2 separate regions of the Homo sapiens genome follow, and region 2 is linked to region 1. A link is a contact called in ENCODE Hi-C data. All regions are on one chromosome and are shown on one strand. The core of a region is the stretch at or near the end of the contact, and the rest is flanking DNA. Distances in the headings are between cores, read along the strand shown.

The links. Hi-C counts contacts between places; a loop is a spot of excess contacts on that map. Pooled maps may share reads with other maps.
Region 2: a loop to region 1 is called in a pooled map, with 13 times the contacts of the local background. The contact joins the promoter of CDC16 here to the promoter of CUL4A in region 1. A Hi-C loop is called at or near these places in 3 of 37 single-sample maps with no recorded cell type and 7 of 50 pooled maps.

The regions. Positions count from the first base shown.
Region 1 is chr13:113,208,188-113,211,828 of GRCh38, reverse strand. It overlaps CUL4A (cullin 4A), which reads right to left and starts at 2,216. Exons shown (of 20, transcript NM_001008895.4): 1 at 2,054-2,216; 2 at 1,741-1,856. The coding sequence starts at 2,201. PCID2 (PCI domain containing 2) reads left to right here and starts at 3,160. Exons shown (of 14, transcript NM_001127202.4): 1 at 3,160-3,230. The coding sequence starts at 3,195. RefSeq lists silencers at 1,721-1,960, 2,021-2,350, 2,451-2,720, 2,981-3,270 and enhancers at 2,805-3,454, 3,455-3,641.
Region 2 is chr13:114,232,294-114,236,305 of GRCh38, reverse strand. It overlaps CDC16 (cell division cycle 16), which reads right to left and starts at 1,409. Exons shown (of 18, transcript NM_001078645.3): 1 at 1,174-1,409. The coding sequence starts at 1,221. RefSeq lists a silencer at 1,091-1,450 and an enhancer at 1,561-1,610.

The sequences.
Region 1 (3,641 bases), core at 967-3,466:
TTAAACATACATTTTCCATATGACCCTGAGAACTTACTTCTAGATAAAGAAGTAAGCAGAACTCACCTGAGAGGAGTAAGAATATATGTCCAAACAAAGGGTTATTCACAAATGTTTACAGCAGCTTTATTTAAAACAACCCAAGGCCAGGCGCGGTGGCTTATGCTGGTAAACCCAGCACTTTGAGAGACCGAGGTGGGTGGATCACCTGAGGTCAGGAGTTTGAGACCAGCCTGCCCAACATGGCGAAACCCCGACTCTACTAAAAATACAAAAATTAGCCAGGCGTGGTGGCAGGTGCCTGTAATCCCAGCGACTCGGGAGGCTGAGGCAGGAGAATCGCTTGAACCTGCGAGGTGGAGGTTGCAGTGAGCCAAGATCGTGCCATGGCACTCCAGCCTGGGCCACAAGAGTGAAACTCCGTCTCAAAGAACAAACAAACAAAAAACCCCAAACATGGACACCCAAATGTCCATTAACTGGTGAATGGATAAAACAACTGTGGTATACCCATTCTACTAGGTAATAAATTACAATCACACTGCGTTGTGCATGAATCTCAAAAGCACTGTCCTAAGTGAAAGCCAGATACAAAAGACTATGAAATACATGACTGCATTTAGATAAGGTTCTAGAAATCGCAAAATATAGTAACAGAAAGCAAATGGGGGACCGCCAAGGGCTAGGAGTCAGGGGAGAGGGCTGACTGCAAAAGTGGTCATGGCAATTTCGGGGGTGGTAGCAATATTCTACCATTCTACCAAGAAAGATTCCATCTTGACCGTGGTGCCGGTTACGTAACTGCATGCATCTGTTAAAACTTCCTGAAGTGCACATTATATGTAGACTCTATCTCAAAGCTGGTAAGAAAACATCATCCACTTACACTTCAGACAAAGAATGGATGTATGTACACCAAACTGTCAACAGTAGTTTTCTTTGGGTGGTAGGAGTATAGGTGATTGAAGTCTTCTTTTTTGTATTTTTTATAATTTTTACAATGCAGTCACTTGCATATCCAGAAAAAAAGTTTTTTTAATTCAAGCCTTTTAATAGAAATAATTGTATGACACATCGTGACCTAAAATATAGATATTAGACTACTGAATGAATGTTACTTTACAAAAAGAAGACACCAGAAAAAAAGTCGCTTATAAATAAAATATCCAAGTATGGTAAAATGTACTTTTTTGTTACTTCAGAAACGGAACACCATCACTTTGAATTAAATGCTACCAAATCTGTTTGAATACCTTAAAGGCAACCACTAATCACAAAACACAACAGAGAACAAAACCACTTTTTCTGAATTTTGAATTTTTTCAAAATCTGTTTGAATATCTTAAAGGCAACCATTAATCACAAAACACAACAGAGAAAAGACCCTCTTATTACTGTGGCAAGTGACACAGTCATGAGTTTTACATATAACGAGAAAATAATTTGCCGTATACTTGCAAAATATGAGTCACGTGGCTCCTAGAAACACACCTCCTTCTCTTCCGTAATGGGATAACTTTAAATATGGTTCTAAGCAGCTTAAGCCTGAAAACAAAAATTCCACCACGGCAATAAACAAAACCACTTGTTGCCTCTGGGGCTCCCGGCCCTGCAGTGGAGGCAAACGCCCTGCCTTTCCGCTCCCCGGCGAGAGCCTGCGAGGCACCCGGAGCGGCCGCCCGGCCGCGTCTGCGTCACGCGGGGCAGGAGCGGCGTCCCCAGCCCCGGCCGCCGCCTCACCTGGTAGAGCTCCTCGAGGTTGTACCTGATGGAGGTGCTGCTCTGCACGGCCCGCACCGCCTCGTGCAGCTTCCGCCACGTGTCCTGCGTGTAGTTGTCGGGCAGCCGAGGTCTGTCTGCAGGGCGGAGGGAGAGCGGGCGGCTCAGGGCGCGCCGCGAAGCGCCCCGCGTAGCCACCCCCGACCCGGCCGGCGCCCCGGCGCCCCCGCTCCCGGGGCCCGCACGGATCTCGGGGCCTTCCCCCCAAGTCGGGCGGGGTCTCGTGGGGTCCCCGCCCGGGGCGCCTGGCCCTCGACCCGGCCGCCGCACCCACCTCGGAAGTTCTTGATGACCAGCTTCTTGGAGCCGCCCGCGCCCCCCGGCTTGGCGGGCGCGGCGGCCAGGGCCGCGGGCTTGGTGAGGCCGTTGGTGCGGCCCACGAGCGCCGAGAAGCTGCCCTTCCGCGGGGCCTCGTCCGCCATGGCTGGGCCGGAACCGCCGCGCCCCGCCCCGAGCGCCGCCGCCCGCCGAGCTCCGCTCCGCCCGCCCCGGTCCGCGCGGCCTCCGCCCCGTCCTCCTCGCGCGCCCCGCCCCGCCCCGCCCGCGTGCCCGAGCCCAACCGCCGCCGCGCCCGGCTACTCCTGAGGGCTTAGGAACGCGCGCCGGGAATCCCTCCTGAGGGATCGGACTCCCCCTAAGAGATTCGGACACCCCCTCCTGGCTCGAGGGCGCGCGCCGGGACTCCCGTCCTGAGGGATCGGGACCCTCACCCCCGGCTCCGGGGGGCGCACCGAGACCCTGCCCCCAGGGCTCCGGGCACCCCCTCCTGGCTCGGGGATGCGTGCCGCGGGCACCCCTCCTGAGGGGATCGGGAGCCGGGACACCCTCCTGAGGGCCCCGGGGCGCGCGCCTCCTGAGGGCTCGGCACCCCCACCCCGGGCGTGAGACCACCTCGAGGGCTCAGGGGTGCGCGCCGGGACGTGCCCTAACTCCTGCAGGCTCGGGAGCGCGCGGCGGAGGCACCTTATGAGAGCTCGGGAGCGCGCGCCATGTCCCTCCCCCTCCCCCTCCTCGGGCGCGCGCGCCCCGAGGCCCTGGCCCAGCCAGGCGCGGAGGGTCCTCCGCGGCCTGGTTTTCACAAGGGGCAGACGAAGGGTCAGCGCAGTGAAAGGCAGTTTAGCCGTGGGGCTGTCCTCGCCACTGGACCCCAAACCCCTCAGCCCGGGCGGGCCCGAACACACAATCAGAGCCGCTGGCGTCCCGGCTGAGAGGACGGGGCCCCGGCAGAAAGACCCCGGGCCCCCTCAGCCCGAGCGCGTCGCCGAGCCGGTCCCCAGGTTCTCCCTCCGGAACCAACCTGCGCACCCGCGGCGGGGCCGGGGGCGCCAGGACCCAGACGGACCGAGGGCCGGAAGTGACGCCAGCTGGCCCGCTTGAGGCGTAGGGGGTGGCGCTCTCCGTTCGGCGGCGCTCCCATGGCGCACATTACCATTAACCAGTACCTGCAGCAGGTGGGTCCTAGCCGGGGAGCGCGCGGCGGCGTGGTTGGCCCTCGGCGTGTTCCGTGTGTCCCCTCCTGCCTTGGACCCTCAGGCCTTTTCCTTTCCCGCCTCGCCACCCTTCTTCCGTTCGGGTCCCCGGCGGGCAGCCGCGCGAGCCGAACAGCGGCGGCCGGGACTCGGGAAGGCGGCCCGAGTTCTCCCCTGCAGGGCCGCCGTGGGGGCCGGGCGGTGTCCGTGGATCGCGGAGTCGTCGCGGTGTAAGTAGACGCGGCGGTCCCAGGTCGCTGCCCTCACTTGCTGGCACGTGTGGCCGCGCTCCCAGGCGGTCCGAAGGGCCTGCGGGCCACGCCGAGGGCCCGCTGTGGGCGGTGCTGTGTCGGATGGACGCTGTTTCCCAGCAGGATGCGGGATGAATTCGGG
Region 2 (4,012 bases), core at 160-2,659, 1.0 Mb before region 1:
TATATAACACTTTCAACGAGCTGTTAATGAATCCCAAAGTGAAATTTAGAAGACAGAACACTATACTCAAATACCTTATATAACACAGTGGCAGTTTTAATAACACTCAAGTTTAAAAACACACACACATAAATTAACTAAGCTTCACTGAACATGGGGAAGAACTCACCTCCTCCAAGTCTAACAAAAATGAAGGAGCCGACAATGAGGGCCACCCACAGTGACCTACGGCTAGCTTTAGACCCTGTTCTGCTCCTCAGTCCTCAGTCTTCTACAGTCTCTGCCTCAGTTCCCCTGGAGACAAGCCAGGACCACTGCTGCTAGCCCGAGGCAGGAGGAATGCCAACGGGATAGTTATAAATATGCTCAATACCGGTGTCTCTGGCTGGAAACCGGGCCTGTCATATTCCTCACTACGTCTCCGTACCGAAGAAAAAGTGATCAGAAAACACTGAATTCAACTGACTCATGGTAAATAAAAACACAGCCCTCCAAATGGACTGCAAACATTTGGCCACGTCAGTTAGCACCCAATTCCGAAAACTCTGCATTACCATGGCTTTTCTTTCCCTTTCTTTCCAATTTCCTGAAAGAGCAAGCATTTCAACAAAAAATAAACAACAATATAGATAAAACTGATGCTGCTGATTCTCGAAGACACTTCTTGCCTTAAACGCTCTCTGCTATTCAAAGGTAGTGCAGAGAACACAGACATAGTTAACGAGAATTTTTAAAGTATTGATTTGAGACAACAGGCTTCTTCACATCTTTATTCACTTAAATTCAGCCCAGTAAAAATTACAACTAAACCTCTCAAAAATGTTTTATTAGCTAGCCCTGCAACTTTCCTCCAAAAATTGTCCTTCAACTTGCACTGAGTAGTCAGTGTTTCCTGGGCACCTCCTCCGCGCCAGGTGCAGAACGAGGCTCAGACCCGACTGAGGCGCCCCGTGCGCTCGGGGGCCTCCACTCCCCGGGCTGTGCCCCTCCCAGCTGCAGGGACCGCTCCCTTCTGGGCGAGGCGGAGACAGCGCTGCTGGCCCCAGATGAAGGCCCAGGGCCGGCCCAGTCCTTCCCCACCAAGAGCCCCGACAACAGTCACCCCAGCCCCACGCCGCGCGGAAAAAGACCCGGCGAGGCCTGGGCCCCGCACCCCGAGTCGGGGCCGCCCACCTGGTCGAGGTACTGCCGGACGCGCTTCCGCAGCCGCTCTAGGTTCATGGCGGCGCGGGCCCGGCCTCACGCCACACTCCGCCGCTAGGCGCGCGCCTCCTGCACCCTAAGCACCCCGCCCCGTGCCCGTGCCCGTGCCTGCAGCCGCCGCCGCCGCCCCAGGACTCGAAGGCCGCGGACTCGAAGGCCGCAGGTCCCCACCCACACCCGCACCCCCCACCCAGGCCCCGTGCACTGCCCAGGCTCTTCCGCTCCAGGCAGGCCCCGCCCCGGAAGTCCACAGCAAACGAATCCCATCTGGCGCGGGAAAACGGACCCGAGTTGTTGGTTCCGATGCCTCTCCTGGCACGTGGGCTTCTGGTTGCCTTGGGGCGAGAGCGCGGCCTCCCTGGAATCGCTGCGGCGCCTCTGGGCATTGGCGAGAGAGTCAGGAGGGCTCGGGGCCGGACCACCCACCCGGGCAAAAAAGCAGGTGGCTGCTGAGCCTTCTTTCCCCAGAATGTAGTCAACATTTTAAAAATAAGAGCAACGCACTCTCATTACAAAAAAAAAAAATTGTGTGCACAAACAGCAAATGAAGTCAAAGACAACCTAGGGAAAAATTTGAAACCTATCACAAAATTCGAATTTCCTTATAATGTAGAGCCAATATTCCCTTTACATATATGTAATAAGTCAGTGGGAAGAGACCAATGGCTCAGGAGAAAGACAGGCAAAAAACAGTTCACAGGGAAAGAAATGCAAATAGACTTTAACATACGAAAGAAAGTCCAACTTAATTCATAATAAAAATTAAAATTAGAGTACCACTTTTCATATGTTAACAAAGATCACAAAGGTTGATGACACTGCTAGCAGGAATGTCGGGAAGCAGGCACCCTCAAGTTTTGTGAGTGGTATTGGTATACTCTCTAGGATGAACGAATTGGAATATCTTCCAAATTTAAAGGTGTTCGTGCTGTTAAACCTAATGATTTTTATTTTGGGAAATATACCATGGATTTGCATTTTTGCATGTGTGCAAAATGACCTGTGGTTTCGTTTGTAATAGCAAAAGATTGCAGACAATTTAAACACCCATGAAGTATGGAACTGAGTAAATAGGTCATGATACGCTCACGTAATGGAATACTCGCTGGCTGTTCAAAAGAACAGTCAGCTTTGCATGGACATTGAACGATCTTCAAGATATAGTATGTGGGAAAAAGCAAGTATAGGATCGTGTTTATCGTATGCCTGCATTTGAGTAAAATACGAATTTAATGATAGGTAGAAAAATCCCTAAACTGTCCCAGGAAGGAAAAATGAGAAAACCGGCATAGCGCAAGGCCTCTGGAAGGAGTGCTGGAAGATGAGAGATGGTAGAAGTGGGAGAGGTACTTCCTTGGATATCTTTTTGTGCTTTTGAATTTCAGTCAATGTGCATATATTACCTTTTGTGAAATTAAATCATTCAAACTTAAAATAATTTAAACTTGAAGCTGTTGGAACTTTGAATTACCTGAGCCTTGAGGGGAATGTGGCTACGCGGCCTAGGTCATGCCACACCCAGCTGTAACTTCTGCCTTTTTCCCTGTAAACAATAAAGACCAAATGGCACCGGAGATAAGACCCCCTCAGATCACTACCCCTCCTCATGGAGTTATAACGCAATCTTCCTTCAAATACAGAGATCCCTAACCAATGGAACCGCTGCGGCGTGTGCCCCTGGTCTCATATGAGAACTGTGGTGATCCTGCTGGAGCTTCTGTCTCCGCCTGGTAAGAGAGACCTGAGCTCCACTTGGAAAGGCTGACCCCATTTGTCCAGGTGGCCATTCTCAGGCTCTGTGCTCAAATACACACTATATGTAATCATATTTCTGAATCTCAATATTAAGGTTGACACTTTTAAAAAGTAAATATAACTTTTATAAATATAAAAACCTAAAAGAGTAAAAAAAATTCAAAGAAGCAAAAAAAAAAAAACTTGCTGTAAAGAATCCCACCCACTCAAAAATTCTCTCACGCTACTGTAAGTAATCTGCCGTGTAATTTTCTATGTGTGTGTATACATATATGACTGGGTAATATTTTGAAGTTGTGTTTAAAAATTTGTCCCCCTGTATATTTCCTTTTCCTCCTCCTTTCCCACTTCTGCAAGCAGGCAGTAATCAACTCTGCTCATTAACTTGGGGCAGGCATGTGGTGAGGTGTGTTTTAAGCCATATTTTCAACGACTTCTATCCATTTAATGAGATTCCTAGTTAACCAAAAATGAGTGACTGAGGCAAATGTCTCCATCAGTAGAAGTCTGATGATGGGCCCGGGAAAAACGCAAGCCACAGAAGCATCAACTGTGCCATCCAAATAGGGTTATGGGGACTGGGTGTTTAGGAGGAGACGGCAAGCAGGAGGAAAAAAAGGGAGGGGTCCACAGTGATGCTCTGATTAGTGCTCAGTAAACCAACAATTTACATAAGATGAGGCAAACATCTGACAAGAGGGAGTAGAGGAAAGAGTTATGTAGCCCATATCAGGGTAGGCAGAAGAGTGACTAATCTCATCTTGTCCTTGTTTTGTACCTGGAAGGTAAATTTGTAATTAATATTGCCAGGGCGAGATTTAACAGAAATCACTTTCAGGAGTCCTCTGCCAGATACCCTAACTCATCACTCTCAAGTTCAAAGTTCCAGAGATCCCTAGAGCAGGGGCACAATGCTGCCAGGTTCTTTGCTAATGCACAGCAAAAGTGACCTTTGCTTCAGTTCCTAGTAAGTTTCTCATCTCTATCTGAGACCTTATCAGCCTGCCCATCTCTCCATATCACTATCAGCATTTGGGTCACAACAATTTAAAAG